Regions from separate parts of the Mus musculus genome. Here region 2 is linked to region 1. The links are chromatin loops, found by intact Hi-C in ENCODE. Cell type or tissue: gastrocnemius. All regions are shown on one strand. Links, peaks and the distances in the headings refer to the core of each region. The heading gives the core; the rest is flanking DNA. Region 1 holds the start of Cyth3 (cytohesin 3). Region 2 overlaps Fam220a (family with sequence similarity 220, member A).

Region 1 (8,340 bases), core at 184-8,183:
TAATACCTAAAGTCATACCACACACTGTCAACAGCTAGTATACTAATTCTGAGAGATGGAGACATTATGTATTGTGCACGATGGTTTGTCTGTCTGTTCTGAATCTCGGTCTCACTCTACAGACCAGGCTGGCCCGGAACTCACAGATGCCTGCTTGCCTCGGCCTCGGCCTCCAGAGCACGCAGCTTTGTATGGAGACAAATCCCATGGTCTTTCACCCCTTTACCACTGCTTCCCCAATCCTGCAGCTGATGTTGACTGTCACCTGCACCACGACAAGCTCCTCACTGTGCCCACATCCCTGGTTCTTCCTCCAACCCATTCTTCACTGGGACCCAGGAACACCTTTCCTAAAAGGGCAAGGTGGGCAATGGTTAAACATACATACAGCCCGGCATGGTGGTGCACACCTTTAATCCCAGCACTCGGGAGGCAGAGACAGGCGGATTTCTGAGTTCGAGGTCAGCCTGGTCTACAGAGTGAGTTTCAGGACAGCCAGGGCTACACAGAGAAACCCTGTCTCAAAAAACCAAAAAAAAAATAAAAAACAAAAAACCAAAAACATACTACAGACTCAAGCTAGGCTGTGACAGGGCCTGCCTTTAGTTCAGTGTTTGGGAGGCAGAGGCAGGCGGATCTCTGTCTACAGAGCGAGTTGCAGGACAGCCAGGGCTACACAGAGAAACCCTGTCTTAAGAAAAAAAAGAAAGGAAGGAAGAAAGAATACAGACTCAAACAAGAACACAGATAAAAGTCAGGCATGGCTCCACCACTCAGCAGCTGTGACATTTGAAACAAACTACTTAGCTTCCCCTCTCCCTCCACTTTTCTGTCTGTAGCTAGTAATACTTGGCAGTGTAGTAAATCAAGATATGGAAAGCACAAAAGACAGGACCTGACAAAGAGCATTGTATAAACATTAGATAAAATGATTGAAACATAAATGTAATGATGTTGTCTTGTTTGAAATGGACTTCCTGCACTGTGAGTAACACCACACACTGGCTCACCAGCCCCTCAGGCTGACCCTGAGGGAGTCCTTCCTCCAAGAGGCTGTCTAGGCCAATGGCTTTCTCCCACCTCCCCCACCTTCCATGCCCTACCTCCAACACCCTTCTGGTCATCTCTTCATGTCTTTCAAGTCATTTAGAATAATTTTTGATTATTTTAGAAATCTAGTTACCTTTTAAATCTGTCTCGCCATGCCAACGTAAGTTCCATGAACACAGGAAGCTCGCCTGCCTTACTTGTGATGGCCGCCCTTGTGGCAAGCATAGGAACTGCCACTTGATACAGACCATATCACAACCTGAATTACTGCTAGAGCCCGCTCAACGCATAATATCAAAGCACTGTCCCACCATACATTCTCAAGAGTAGAGTGGTTACTGGTGAATGCATGCAGGGTACATACTCTATTATACTTAGTAAGTATTTTATCTTACATTAATTTCCTCAAAAAAGGAAGTTTTAAGATGTAAATCTCTTTGTAAAAGGAGATGTCTTCCTTTCTCTTGTAGGGGACGGTGTGTATTTTATTTTTTGCTTGCTTTGAGAGTTTTGTCTTGGGTTATATTTTGTTTTGTTTTTGAGACAAGTTCTCTCTACATAGTCCTTGCTGACCCAGAACTCACTATGTATATAAGACTGACCTCAAACTCATAGAAATTCACCAGCCTCTGCCTTCTGTCCTGGGATTAAAGGTGTGTCCCACCAGTCCTGGTTTCGGAGAGATAGTTTTTTGTTTGTTTTGTTTTGAGAAGGATTTATTCTGTAGCCCACACTGTCCTTAGGACCCACTCTGTACTTCAGGCTGGACTTAAACTCTTTGCAAGTCCCCTGCCTCAGCCTTCAAGCACAAGAATTAGAGATATCCCCTGTGCCCAACAAAAGAAGGTGGGGGCGGTTTTGACTAGCACAGAATAATACTTTTCCCAAGAACTTGTTTTCTAATCTTAGCATGGTGCGGACAGATTTATTTCAACTTTATCCAATTTCGAGAAATAAAAAGGCAGAGAATCAAACATTTCCTTCCTGTCTAAATTCATCAACCTGTCTGAACAGGTGATCATTGTTCTTAGTTCTTTGTTTAACCTTCCAGAAAATGTTCATTCATCTACAAGCACTTCCTTAAAAAACAAAAAAAAACAAAACCCAGAAACTAGCACACAATTTATATTTTCGTACTTTGCTTCTGTAGTTTAGCAAAACATCATGGAGGTGTGTCTGTATCAACTCAGTTGCCTCTTTCCTCAACTCTGTAGCTTCGGAGTCACCATCCCCTATATTAAGAATTTATTCTCCCGAGTCTTATGCTGATAAGACATTCAAGGCAATGAATAATCTTTTGCTTTTATTGCCTCACACAAACACAAATGTATTCCCACATTAAATTCCTAGAACTGCACAGTTGGGTCTGAGGACTTACAGTGTGATTTTAAAAGATAGTGTCCTGCATTTCCCATAGATATCAGGGTCTAAACAGGGTAAACAGCCATCTCTTTAAGGCTCTGAAGTAGAGGGAAATTGGCCTAGGGAATTGGTTACGCATGTGACAGAAAAACAGGAAACAGTAAGACAACGCAGAGACCAGGAGGAGCCACCAGATCTCCCTTCTGTTGGGAGTTTGAAGACAGAAGGCATTTCCAGAGCTCGGAGCTTAGGAAAGCCAGGAGTTAGAAGCAGAGACCCTGTGGCAGGAGCAGGAGCAAGAATAAAGGAGGAGCAGCTGCAGAGACGCGGCCTGGGGCAAGAACCTTACCCGAGAACCTAGGTTCTCCTTCCTTCAGCTTCCAAACTCCCCAGTAGCTCCCACTGGCCAAACCCAGCCGGCAAGACCACTCACAGAATGTCTGGGAAATACACCTGCAGGTCACGGTCCCTCCCCAAGGCAAGAGCAAGAAACAGATCTGAGCCAACAGGACCCAGGCAGGGTACATTAACCCTTCCTGAGAGCTGTGACTAATTTGCAGTGCCGCCGGCAAAGGCTAAAGGCCTTACCAACAGTGTTTTCGAACTTCAGGCTTAGCACTTGACTGATAGGTCAAAGTGGTGCTCTCAACCCAGCTTTGCTTTCCTGGTTATTGAGTTCCCTGAACTTCAGAGCGCCTGAGCACAAACTGCGCCTGCACCCACACAGACGGGAGCTGCAGCGGGTACAAGTCAGACCCATCACCTCATCGGTCCCAGCGGCACATTCAGAAACATGCATCTGGCAACGGTACAAGGCCAAACTAGCCAGTAGAGGCCTAGTTCAAGAACTGTGCTAGATACTCTGGAAGGGAAAACACCTTAACTACACTCTGCACACACTACAAGGAACAATGTGTTCCTGTAATCTTGTACCCCCACTCGTTCCTCCTGGTAACCGCCCTCCAGCCATTCCTGCGCCATCCTTTCCTTATCGCACACGGCAAAGAACAAATAATTCAAGCCTGGACAAAAAGTTCAGTTATAAAAACTACAATTTCTGAAGTCCTTTTTGCCTGATCAACACAGTAACAATAAAGAAAATCTTTCCAATCACTTTTGGTCTATTTGAATAAATTTAGCTTTTTTTTTTTTTTAATCTTCTAAGAAAGCTGAAACAGGGGTCCCAGATGTAGATTAAAGGCTCTCCTATACTCTAATGATATGCCAAATAATGCTATGCTTTGTAACTGCCTGCAACTGCAACAGTTTTATCAAAGGGCCAACAAAAACAAAACAGAACAAAACAAAATCTTTTCTCTAAGCAAAGCAGCTGTTTTGAAAATGGAAATGGGATAACTACAAGAACTCTATGTGAACTTCAAATCTCCACAGATAAAGGGTCACACAGAGGCCACCAAGTTCACACAGTAAGTATACAGTAACTCACATGTTTAAGTTGTGAGAGATTTTCACTGGGTTCGAAGCTCTAAGACTGCCAAAAGCATCCCTAAGTATCTTTCCATAATGTGAGGAGGAAAGATTTTTTTTGATAAGCTAAATCAATAAAAATTAAAAAGCTGTTTCCTATCATATAGCACACTGTCTGGCATTTCAGTAGAAAAAAAAAAATCAATAAATCTCTTCATTGTCAAATGTTCCAGGAAGGTGAATTAAATCACCCTGTATGTTTAGAATATCCACATCTTTCATAAGCTGAGGGTTTTTTTTTTCAAATTTGAAAGCATGTGTTATTATTCAAGAAAAATCCATAATGATAGCAGTCTTTACACTGTTTAGACCAGAATGTACAAAATAACTGCTTATTCTTGGTTACTTTTTAAGATTGTGTGTGTGCACAAGCTTGTTGCTGCTTGCCTAAGGAGGTCAGAAGACAACTGTGGGCGTCAGTTCCCATGTGGCTCCCCAAGAGTCAACTCCAGCTGTCCGCATTACTTGTAATGTCTCCCTGAAGTAATCTTACCTGACAGCCGTTACTGTTTCTCATTTTTAAACTTTTTACCATGGAATACAGTATCATTGAATATAACATCTTTTTTAATTTTAACATCCTCTGGTATATTGATATACCCAGAGATATTGATAGTCCAGAGATAGCTTTAAGCCTTTTTGACACTTTAATATTGACCTTTACTATACTTCTAAATTCTATGAACTGCTGAAACACACTGGTTTCTAAGTTTTCCCCACTGTATCTGCTTTTACCTTCAGCTCAGCCACGTGTTGACTCAACAGACTGTGTAGCACCTGCAGAGCAATCGCCAGCTCAGCTAGCTTCCTAGATCCCAATGTCAAATTGCCACTGTCTTTTTTTCTAAACGACAATGTCAGACTGTGCTATAGGCGAAAGGCAAGGCATCCTCAGGGACCCAGTGCCTCCAGACCGGCAGCCGGTATGTAGGAGGGTTTGCAACTGGGTTCTTTCTTTTCATAAACAAAACACCCACTCGATGCCACTGTGCTACCCCTGGCTTTTACTATGAGAACTGAACTTGGCAAATGCCACGAGGAGTGCCAACTTCCTACAGCCCAGCCACTTCGTCTCTTTCACAGGGAAGAAAAAAAAAAATCTGAGAAGCTCTGGAATTCTAGAAGGCACCTTGATTAACCACTTCACGAGGAAGTCTTCAATACTGCTGATTCTTACAGGCAGCTGCTCCAGCAGCCTGTAATTAAGACTTCTTTTTCCCCCTAAACACTCCCTTATTACATGGGATTCTGATCATTCTGTCAGCAAAAAAGGAAGATCGTTCCTCAAAGTCCAGACAGCTTCAACTTGGGGTGTTTGGGTAAAAAATGACGGGTACATTATTAACCCTTTGCTTACTTCAAGTAAAGTCCCACTCCACAAACGGTGACTCTTGATGTTTTGGGAAACCAAATTCATGAAATGACACAACAGGAATCTGTACTCCGTTGAGTAATTTGCAACCGGCTCATTTGCAGCAGGGTGGAACTCAAAGTCAGGCACATACATACAGCCTGAGCAACACGGAGAACTGATAGCCCACCTCTGGAAGGGTGTCTGTCACAGGCACCTGTCCAGGAGTCTAACAGTCTCGCTGCTGTGGCTCCCGCATCCCACCCTCGGCTTTAAAGGAATCCCACCTGACCCCTTTAATTTCTTAATTATATTTTCCATTTGGTGGTGTTGGGGATCAAACTCAGCGTCCTGGGCATGCTAGACAATGATTCTATCATTTGTGCTATTTGGCCCCCTTTTTATTTTTACACCCGACCCCTTCTCTGTAGCATTTTTTCTTTTCTATTTGATAAAAAAATGCATACTCAGACCTGGACTGGAGCTGCCTGCCCCTCATGTCCTTTAAGCCATTCCCAATGAGTACTTCTGATCTAAAAATCAGAGACGTGGTCATGACTTCCAACCTTCCTCCTCTCCCCCGACCGATCCACCCCACCCTCCGGGCCCTCCGAGTCCTCCAAATTGAAAACTTTCCCCTCCCCATCCAGGAGCTCCCAAGCTCCAGACACCTGAGGAGAGCTGAAAAGGAGAGGGGCCCGTCCGAAACAGCTGGGCTAGGGAGGGCGTGGACGCCCTTGGCAATGAGACGCTGGGAAGGTCGCCCCGCAGAGTGGCCCCATCTCAGAAAGGCGACCTGGAGCTGTGCTGCGGAGACCCCGGCCTCGAACCCGCGACCCGCGACCGCGCTGGGCGACGACCCCGCGGTCTCCGACATGTCCTCTCACCAGGGCAGCGAAGCCCGAGTCCCCGCCTTACCCCGCGCACCTCCCCACGGTCGCCGCCACCCCACCCGACACCCGGCCCCACGTCTCAAGCCTGGGCTCTCAACAGCGCGACCCTCGGCCTCAGGGCCGCCCAGAGAGCCGGCCACACCTCCATCACTCACCGCTGCCGCCCTCACCGCCACCGCCTTCGTCCATTTTGAGGCCACTCCCCGCCAGCCGGCGAGCCCGGAGCCGGCGGGAGCGACTGGGCTGAACGCCGGGACTAAGAGAAGTGGTCGCGGGGAGAACCGGAGAGCTCCTCAGCGAGCGCGGCCCGGGTCGCGGCCGGGCCTCCACGGAGGGCCGGGCGGAGCCTCACTGCTCCGGCGCCATCACGTGACACAAAACCACGCCTCCCCTGTCGGTGTGGGCGGAGCCTAGACGCCGAGCGGTCCCGCCCACCAGACTCCGCCCGGCCTTGCAGTAGCTGCAGTAGCTGCTTAGCTAGGAGACTTGGATCCTGCAGCGCAGCACTCTCCCTCGAACCTCCTGTCTGCCCCTCTAGAGCATCCTGGAGAGGAAGCCGGGTCTATCAGGAGCACGAGGACGCCCTGCTCTACAAAACCTGATGGCTAAGGGCTGCGACTCGCAAATGCATAGAGTAGGGAGTGAGAAACTATCTGAAAAGGAAGGCTGATGATTGGCTCAAGTGGCCCCCACTTAAAGGCAGAAGGAAAGAACTGACTATAAAGTTTTACTGTGACCGCAGCATGCGTGGGCGTCCACACATGACATACACACAGTAATAATTGTGTGGGGATGTAGTTCTGTTGTTAAGAGCACTCGCTGCTCTTGAAGAGAATCAGAGTTTGGTTCTCAGCACCCACAGAACCCTTGTAACTATGACTACAAAAAGGATCCAATACTTCCGGCCTCCAAGGGCACCTGCACTCATATGACGGTTATCTGGCACACTCTTACCTCCACCCACATCAGGCATGCTTGTAGTGCACACATATATGTGCGGGCAAAACACTGATACACACAAAATAAAATTTTAAAAAAACTTTTTGAGATAGGGTTTCTCTGCATAGCCATCAATGTCATGGAACTCTTTCTCTGTAGACCAGGCTGACCTTGAACTCAGAGATCTTCCTGCCTTTGACTCCTGAATGCTGGAGCTAAAAGGATGAGCCACCATGCCCAGCTAAATAAATCTTTTTTTAAGTGTTTATTTTAAAAATAATAAAAACTGGGTGCGGTGGCGAATACCTTTGACCACAGCAAGCCAATCTCAACAGAATCTTAGTGGGTTTAGTCTGCTTAGTGAGTTCCAAGTTAGCCAGGGCTACCTAGTGAGTCTCTGTCTGAAGTCATCATCATCATCATCTGAAAACGAGCCCATGAGAAGACTCTCCCCACCCCCACCTCCTCCCTTCTTTACCCTCAGAATGTTAGGGTAATTCCAGCCTTTTATCTTTTGGGTGTATAATAATAATGGAGTCTCATTTTTCCTGCGGATTGGATGCATTTTAGAATTAACAAAGTATTAGGTTGGTAAATGAATATAGTGATGCTGTTGAACCCTAACCCCAGTCCGGCACAGCTGGGGCTCGGCTCTCAGAAAGCATTAGTACAGGGGTTGGCCAGTCTGGCGTCAGATGCCCGTGCAGTTGAGCGTTAGTCTCCCTTGGCTTGCTGCCAGCTGCCCTGGATTTATGATGCAGTAGGAGCTCTGAATTCAATTTCCCGTGGGCACAGCCCAGGGCTGGGCAGACGGACTCAGTACTCCCCTGTTCCAAATCTATGGCTCGATTTTCTCATTCCGTATGTCTCGTTTCCAGTAACTTCTCCTTAACGTTGCATGTGTGCCCTCCCAAGCCTTTCTGCTCGAATTAAATTGCATTAAAGAAAAGCAAACATTATAAGGGAGGAGATGGCTCATCTGTAATAAAATTTTCCAGCAACTGTTTTATATTTACAAATTGCCCATTGAATCAAAGGATACTTCCTCCACCGTCCATCTATCAAAGCAGACAGCCTTCACCTTTTTGCTCAAGGTTAAAGAATGGTTTCAAAGAGTCCAATTTCCTGATAACCTCAAGAATTATAACCCCGGATATTCTGTTGCCTCCTAGACTGTAAGATAGGCTTCTGCGAGTTGATGAGATGTTTAGCAGCTTGTACAAATCCATAGATAAGTGATCTGAGAGTCAAGTGATG
Region 2 (8,340 bases), core at 66-8,065, 57 kb after region 1:
GTTGTGCGTTTGGGCTGCAGGAGAATGAAAAACAGTGTTTCAGATGCTGGGAGCACAGACCTGGAATATCACAGAATATCCTGGTGAGGCGCTGTGGACATGGCTCAGCGGTAGAACCCTAACCTAGCACGAACAGGGTGGAGTGTAGGAGCTTAGGAAGAAGATGGGGCTGGAGAGATGGCTCAGTAGTTAAGGGACTTAGTGATCTCACAGAGAACATGAGTTTGGTTCCCAGCACCTATGTTGGGTGGCTCACAACTGCCTGTGACTCCCTCTCCAGGAATCCAACGCCCTCTTCTGGCCTCCACAAGCACCTACACTCACATGCACAGCCAACACACACACACATACAAACACACGCCCGTTTTAAGATCATAAAAAGGTGAAAGAAGGAAAAGGGGCAAAAAAGAAATGTTTCAAAAGACATAAGATAAAAAGAAGCTTTGAAAACGTTTGATACTGAAATTGCTTAGGATCCAAGACTATATATTTTGAGATACACAAACAAGGCAGAGTGAATGTTACTCACAGTGTGTCCTAGGTGCCCAGGACTGGGCTAACTAACCCTTTCCATCCTTGACCAAAGGAAAATCATACACAGAGTATAGTGTGTGGCTCAGTTGCTGGAGTGCTTGCCTAGTTTGTCAGGAGTCCTGGGTCCCATTCCCAGTTCAGCATACACATGGCGTGCAGTCCTTCAGCTGCAGGGGACAGAAACAAGCCCAACAGAACTGTATGGTCCTTCTCAGCCACAGACTGAGTCTGAGGTCAGCCTGTGTCACCGAGACCCTGAGAAAAGAGTCGCTAACTACTCTGTGTATGTGGCAGCATACACCTGTAATCCGTACGCAGGAGGCTGAGGCAGGAAGGGCACCAGTTCCAGGACAGCTTGGGCTACACAAGACCCTACCTGAAAAGAAACTGTGGGGAGCAGCTTGATGGCTCAGAGGGCTCAGGTAATTTTAGCCAAGTCTTAGGATCTCAGTTCAAGTCCCAGGACCCAGATGGTGAAAGAGAAGCTACTCCAAGCCTGGTTTGTTGTTGTTTGCGTTTTGTTTGTTTTTTTGAGACAGGGTTTCTCTGTGTAGCCCTGGCTGTCCTGGAAGACCAGGCTAGCCTCAAACACACAGAGATCTGTCTACCTCTGCCTCTCGAGTGCTGGCATCAAAGAAGTGTGCCTGGCTATTTTGTTGTTGTTTTACTTTGTTTTGATACATGGTCTCACGGTGTAGCTCTGGTTGTCCTGGATCTCACTCTGTAGCCCAGGCTGGCCTGGAACTCATAGAGTTCACCTATCTCCCGAGTGACAGTGTATGAACCACAACCTACACCCTGGAAATTTGCTTTCTGTATTATCCCTGTGGTTCCCTTGCCAGTATGCATGTGTGTGCACATACATTTGTGCACATATACACACATGTATTACATAGGATTAAATTTTAAACTTCTTTGTAGAGCTATGAACAATGTGCAAAGGCACAAATTTCTAGAATAAATTACTTCCAAGTTTTGTGATCTTGCAGAATAGATCAGTCAAGTTTTGAATATTGCATGCAAGACCCAAGCAGAAGACAGGAAATAGCTACCCTGGGAATTGTTCTGTCACAGGGTAAACCAGAAATATTTAACAATGAGAAAGCCTGGAGTTGATCCCAGCAAACTGCTTTATTTGAACAAGTCCTAAGTGGCGCTCAAAACATCTCTGAGATACTAAATAGCTTGCAAGCTATTTATACACACTCTGATTATCCCAATTTATCATTAAACATTTCCTCTTGAAGGACCTACTGAAATGCACAAGGAATCATGGCAAGCCATTGGAATGAAAAGAAAGCAGCAGGCCACAACCTTTCACACTCATAGAGCTGTTTGTTATTTTGGGGTGCACACGTGCCTGTGCCAGCATCCATGTGGATGTGGAAGCCAGAGAACTTTGGGAAGACATTTCTCTCCCTCCACCATGCGGGTTCTGAGGATCGAACCAAGTTTGTCGGACTTGGTGGCAAGCCAGTTTACCCTCTGAGCCATACTCCTAGAGCTTAGGAATATTTCATGAAGGGCCATAGCAATGGCTCAGTGGTGGAGAGCGATGGTGGCGCTTCCAGACGACTGACTGCAGTGTGGTCCCAACGCTTTCAGGGGCCTCACAATGACCCCAACTCCAGCTGCAGGAGACCTGACACCTCTGGCTTCAGTGGCATCTGCACCACTCACATGTTCACACACACACACACACACACACACACACACACACACACACGGCTGGAGAAATGACTCAGCTTTAAGAGTATGGCTTGCTGTTCCACAGTACCAGATCTCTATGAGTGGTGGTCCCCAGGCATCCGTAACTCCCACTCCGAGGGATCCAGGGCTCCTCATCTCTGTGGCCACTCCACACACGCACGACAGGTAAAATATTCATGCACATGAAAAGAAAATCTTTTTCTTAAAATTCATTTCGTTTTCTTTTATGTGCATTGGTATGAGGGTGTCAGACCCCTTAGAGCTGGAGTTACAGACCGTTGTGAGTGGCCATGTGGGTGCTGGGAATTGAACCCGGGTCCTCTGGAAGAACAGCCAGTGTTCTTAACCACTGAACCACCAGTCCAGTCCCCCCCCAAAAAATCTTTAAAAATAATACATATCATCATGATATTGTCATGATTCAGTCTTGTCTGCTGTAAATTATTCTTGTTCTAATTTGGCAATTTTCATTCTTTTCTATGTGATGTGTGTATGTGTGTGTGTGTGTGTGTGTGTATACACACACGTTCTCATGGGACTAGAGAGATAGTGGCTCACTGGTTCCAGGTTCTTGCAGCTCTTACAGAGGACTCCAGTTCAGTTTCCACCCTCATCTAATGGTTCACAACCACCTATAACTCCAGCTCCAGGGGACTGGACTCGGGTAACCTGCACAAACGTGGCTCTCTCTCTCTCTCTCACACACACACAGATAAAATAATAAAACTATTTCTCAAAACAAAAAAGAACATACAGAATCCTGAGTTCAGAACCATGAATCTATTTTGTTGTCTCATTTGTTATACAAAACACATTTTTAACTTCTATCAAACTGTTCTATATGTAATCCACTTCCTTATGTTTTAACAAATAAGCAAAGCTATGTAAAATCTAGTGCTTCTCAAGTATCTATGTACACTGGGGCTACAGATGTGACCCAGGAGGTTGGCTGCCTAGCATCCACAGGGCCCTGGGTTCAGTCTTCAGCGATGGATATCATGTACACACAATTCAATGTATTATCATGGGCCATGTAGTCTTATGGAGTGTAACTTCAAGTATAAAAAATAATACAAATGGGAAACTTATCAAATGCGAGTTAAACCTAGACATGGGGCTGATCCATAGAACTCTCTCTGTAGGCTAGGCTGGCCTTGAACTCACAGAGATCACCTGCCTCTGTCTTTCAAGTGCTGGGATTAAAAACATGGACTTACCACCACCCAGCTTCAAAATACTCTTTAAAACAATTTTTTAAAAGCCAGACATGAGGATGTATGCTTATAATCCCATTACCCAGGTGGGTGAAGCAGGGTAGCCAAGAGTTCTAGGTCAGCCTGGGCTATACAGTGGGTTCAGTATGCAGGTCAGTCAGAGTTACATATTGTTTGTATAGAAAAAGAATACATGTGTGTGAGATTTCACATATATATATATGAAATATATATGAAAATTTTATATATTCATATATATTATATATATTTCATATATAGATAGATTTCATATATTATATATATAATTTCACATATATATGAATATACATATATGTATATATGTGTATGTGAAATTCTCTCATTCATATATATACATATATGAATGAGAGAATTCATATATATGAATATATATTATGAATGAATTCATATTCATGAATATATATATATATATATATGAATGAATAAAATGTGAGTTTGATAGTTTGACAGAAGCGGGGAGACGAGAGGCAGGAAGGGAAGAAGATAGAAACAGGTAGACAAAGAGACCTCAATAAACTAACCACTTAAAGAGAAAGCTTTTGGAAAGCAGCTCATTTGCCTAGGTGGACATGTGGCTCCCTCTGCTGGCAGGTCTGATCCTTGCATGCACAGACACGGTAAGTTTGTCTTCCTAGCTCCAAATGAAGGACCTTCCTTGATCCACACTACCTTTCAGGGGTATCACAAGCACTGTGGCTCCCGGAAGTTCCCCTTCAGGTTAGATTTTCTACTGACATCTTTGCGTGTGTGACATTGGGAAAGGAAACCACTAGGACACACGCCCATCCTCTAAAACAATTTGAGTTGCTGTGGATTGAACCCAACGGCTCCTGCGTGCTACCCAGGGACCCCTTGAACAACTATGCCGAGCTGGATGTGCTGGCACGCACCTTCAACCCCAGGACTTGGGAGAGAGAAGTATATACCAACCTCATCTACAGAGTGAGTTCCAAGACAACAGAGGTTTTTTTGTTGTGTTTGTTTTAAGGTCTTAGGGAGCTGGCTCAGTGGTTAGCAGCACTGGCTGCTCTTCCAGAGGACCCGAGTTCAGGCCACAGCACCTACCTGGAGGCTTACGACTCTGTAACTCCAGACCCAGGGAGTCTCATGCCTGTCTGGATTTGTAGTCACCATTGTTGGAGGCATAGGGAGTTGGGGCCCAGTCTGGACTATAGGAGACCCTGCCTCAAAAGCACGGTGTCTTAATGAGCTTCATAAAGCAAGAATTTAAAGCTCACCATCCTATGAGCTTTATCTTTGCTGAACAACTTTGAAAACAAGCTGTGCTGGTGCAATGACTCAGCAGGTAACGGTGCTTGCCACCAAGCCCGAGTTCATATGTACAAGAGGATGTTCTCTGGACTCTACCTCTGTGCAATGGGTGTACATGTACACGTACACACACACACACACACACACACACACACACACACACACACACACACACACACACACACAACCTGTAATGAAAACTCTTTTAGAAAACTCTTTATTTATTTATTTATTTATTTATTTATTTATTTATTTATTTATTTATTTATTTATTTATTTAGAGACAGGGACACTATATGGTCTAAGCTAGCCTCGAACTATATAGATCAGACTGGCCTCAAATTCACAGAGATCCACCTGCCTCTATCTCTCATGTGCCTGGCTTCCTTCCTCAAATTTTTTTTTTTTGTTTTTTTTTTTTGTTTTTCGAGACAGGGTGTCTCTGTCTAGCTCTGGCTGTCCTGGAACTCACTTTGTAGACCAGGCTGGCCTCGAACTCAGAAATCCTCCTGCCTCTGCCTCCCAAGTGCTGGGATTAAAGGCATGCGCCACCACGCCCGGCTCAAATTTTTACTGTACAAATATACAGCTCTTTAATGAAAGGTTGAGCTTGAAGTACAAACTAAAGGCCTCTTGAGTTCTGGTAACAAATGTACACATTATATAGTGACTTCCACATTAGCACTATTTAACACACACACTCATCCACAAAACCAATGTTTAACAACAACAACAAAAAAAAAATTGTTAAATACTTGAGGGGCTGGAGAGATGGCTCAGAGGTTAAGAGCACTGGATGCTTTTCCAGAGGTCCCAAGTTCAATTCTCAGTAGCCACATGGTGGCTCACAACCATCTGTGATGGGATCTGATGCTCTCTTCTGGTGTGCATGAAGAGTGAGCACTTATACATATTATGCATATATGTAATATGATAAAGTTATATATATTATGTAATCTATAACATATGATCTTCAAAAATACTTGTGTATAAATATCGTTCTTATGTGACTTGATTTTATATATAGGCACAAGCCATGTATTATACAACTTAAGTGTAAATCCTTGGATACTCAAATTTATAGGCTGATTGCTCTGACCCCACATAACAGAACTGCACTGTGGGTTCTCTCTACACCCACTGTGTTTATTTATTTATTCACGTACTATCTGTGCATGGAGGTCAGAGGACAACAGGCAGGAACTGGTTCTCACCTCCCACCGTGGGAATTCAGGTTCTTTGGCTAGGAAGCGTCTTTTCCCATTGAGCACTCTTTACCAACCTGATTCACACACGAACATTTAATTTACTCGTTACTCTCCACAGCCGTGAACCCTCCCCCCCCCCCCGCCCCGATGGCTTCAAGGCCTCATCATTCACCCCAATTGTTTTAAAGAAAGGAAATCACCATTTCCAGATGTGAATAACAAGCCCAGCGCTTTCTACTTGGCATAGTTGCTACACTTAATTGTTCAGCCCTTCAGAGGAGCAACCGTGGGGGCTGGGGACCCGCAGAGAAACCTACGGATTGAGTTCTTGCCTAGCGTGCGGGCCACCTTGTGACTCATCCCCAGCATCACATCAGACAGGTGGGATGGTGCACGCCTGCAGTCCAGCCCTCAGGGAGTAAAGGGTGAGTTGAAGGGCACCCACAGCTGAATACAGCAAGCTCAAGGCCAGGTAAAGCTACATGTTCTATGGAAACTTCATCTGGGGGCAGGTGGGGAGATAGCCTTGTCACATAGCTCAGGCTGGCCTCAAACTCATATATGAAACAACCACACACCCCACCCCATAAGTTTTGCTTGAAGCATGCTAGGATTATGGACGTTCACCAGCCAGCCAGTTCTGAAGCACCATATTTCTGTACTATGTCTCAAATGTTTATATAAAAGGCCTTCTTTGAAGTCACATGCCTGGATTTTTGTTTGTTTTGTTCTGCTTCTGAATGCTGGGATTACAGGTGTGAGCCACCATGCCCAGCTTTCTTAGTATTTTGAGATAGTCTCATTATATAGCCCAGGCTAGCCCTCATCTCTTAACACTCCTGCTTCTCTGCCTTCCAAGTGCTGGGATCACAAGTGTGTGGCCATATGCAACCTGAGATGATTGCTTGACAGGCACGCTGCACACCCAGAGGCTCACACGCAGGTGTGTGTAGGCCACATCTGCCTTGGCTGCCACTCTCCTCCTCCACAGACATCATCTCTTTCCTGACAGGCCCTCTCACTGGCCTGGAGTTTACCAACTAGGCTAGATTGGCCGGCCAATAAGCTCTAGGGACTCACACACACACACACACACACACACACAACCATTCCGAGTCCTGGCTACACTGGGCTGTCCTAAGTGGGTTCTGGGAATCAACTTCAGGTCAAGCTTGAACAGAAAACAGGTTCCCATGTCTCTAGCCCCTTATTCTGTTTCCTGAGACAGACTTGCTTTGTAATCCAAGTGGGCCTAGCACTCAATTCCTAAACCAGGCTGTGTCTGAACTCATGAATCAGCAGCACAGGCTAGCCCGAGATTCATGCCGCAGGTCTCCTGTGTGCTGAGTGTGCTACATTAACCAGCTATAGTGCACTATTTCATAACCTGGAGAGAGGGAGGGGGACAGGAGCTCAGGCAGGGAGGGAGGGAGCAGGGAGAAAGGGAGGAAGAGGAGGGAGGAGAGGGAAGAGGAGGGAGAGGGAGGAGGAAAACTTCAAACCCATCTTTGTGTTAGGTTTTTTTTTCTTTGAGCTGATTCTTAAGTCTTCACCAGCAACCTTTCACTCACTGCTAAAGATGCTGAAATCCTAGGAAGACGACGACATTAACGAAAAGATAAGGAGAACATACGCACACACACAAAATAAAACATATTTATTATGCTAAAGAACAGATTTTATTATTTTCCCAAAACACTAAAATAGCCCATGGCATAGTAATTTAGGACACAATATAAATGACATATACAGTCAGGGTCCCCCAACTCTCCCATGGCTGTTTTTAACTCTGTCTTGGGTAGGGAGGCTGTAAAATGTCCACTCTTTAAATGACCTTTATTAAAGTTACCAAACCACAGAAGGAGGGAGGGTCACTTTGGAAGAAAATCTTAATGTAAAAGAAATCACAAGTCCTGGGCCGGTATAAAGGAAAATGCTTCATTGCTTCGTTTGCTGTCTGTGTTCTGTCGGCAGGAAAGCTTCAGACTCTTCTGTAATTGTAAATTATCCTCAATTTAATATTGCAACTTCTCCAAAGTGCCTCCATTAAAAACTGCAACTCGGGCGGAAGGAGGGGGACACGTGAGAAGGGACCTCTGGCCGAGTCAGTACAGTGCAGAAATGGCAAGCAAGACTCTTCATGACTGAAGCAAGGCTTACAAGAAGTGGAAGGCGTAGCCTACAGGCCTCCACTTCCATCAGATGGCCAGAGGTGAGCGGAGGCAGGCGGCATCCGGACGCTAGCCCTTGAGGATGGGTCTCCATGATTTAGAACTCTGTGATAAAGGTTCCTGTCTGATCTTATACGGAGCACATCAATCATTTTCCTGGGGGAGGGGGGGTTCCCAGTTCTGAGCGTCTTT

Evidence for each region. Peaks named below come from ENCODE experiments on the same cell type or tissue, not always from the same donor. Only the 100,000 strongest peaks of a DNase experiment are listed, where the experiment ranks them.
Region 2: a loop joins it to region 1, with 3.0 times the contacts of the local background. A loop is called at or near these places in 6 of 42 quality-filtered maps.

The regions. Positions count from the first base shown.
Region 1 is chr5:143,620,633-143,628,972 of GRCm38, reverse strand. It overlaps Cyth3 (cytohesin 3), which reads right to left and starts at 6,526. Exons shown (of 13, transcript NM_011182.4): 1 at 6,300-6,526. The coding sequence starts at 6,333. In gastrocnemius, for the core only: CTCF peaks have their summits at 1,268 and 4,919; DNase peaks (open chromatin) are centred at 6,531 and 7,813; H3K4me3 peaks cover 4,693 bases; H3K27ac peaks cover 5,014 bases.
Region 2 is chr5:143,563,803-143,572,142 of GRCm38, reverse strand. It overlaps Fam220a (family with sequence similarity 220, member A), which reads right to left. Exons shown (of 2, transcript NM_133703.5): 2 at 7,612-8,340. Among named protein-coding and RNA genes, the nearest start is that of Fam220a, 19 kb to the right of the region's middle. In gastrocnemius, for the core only: CTCF peaks have their summits at 275 (motif pointing left) and 4,092 (motif pointing left); a DNase peak (open chromatin) is centred at 4,085; H3K27ac peaks cover 2,038 bases.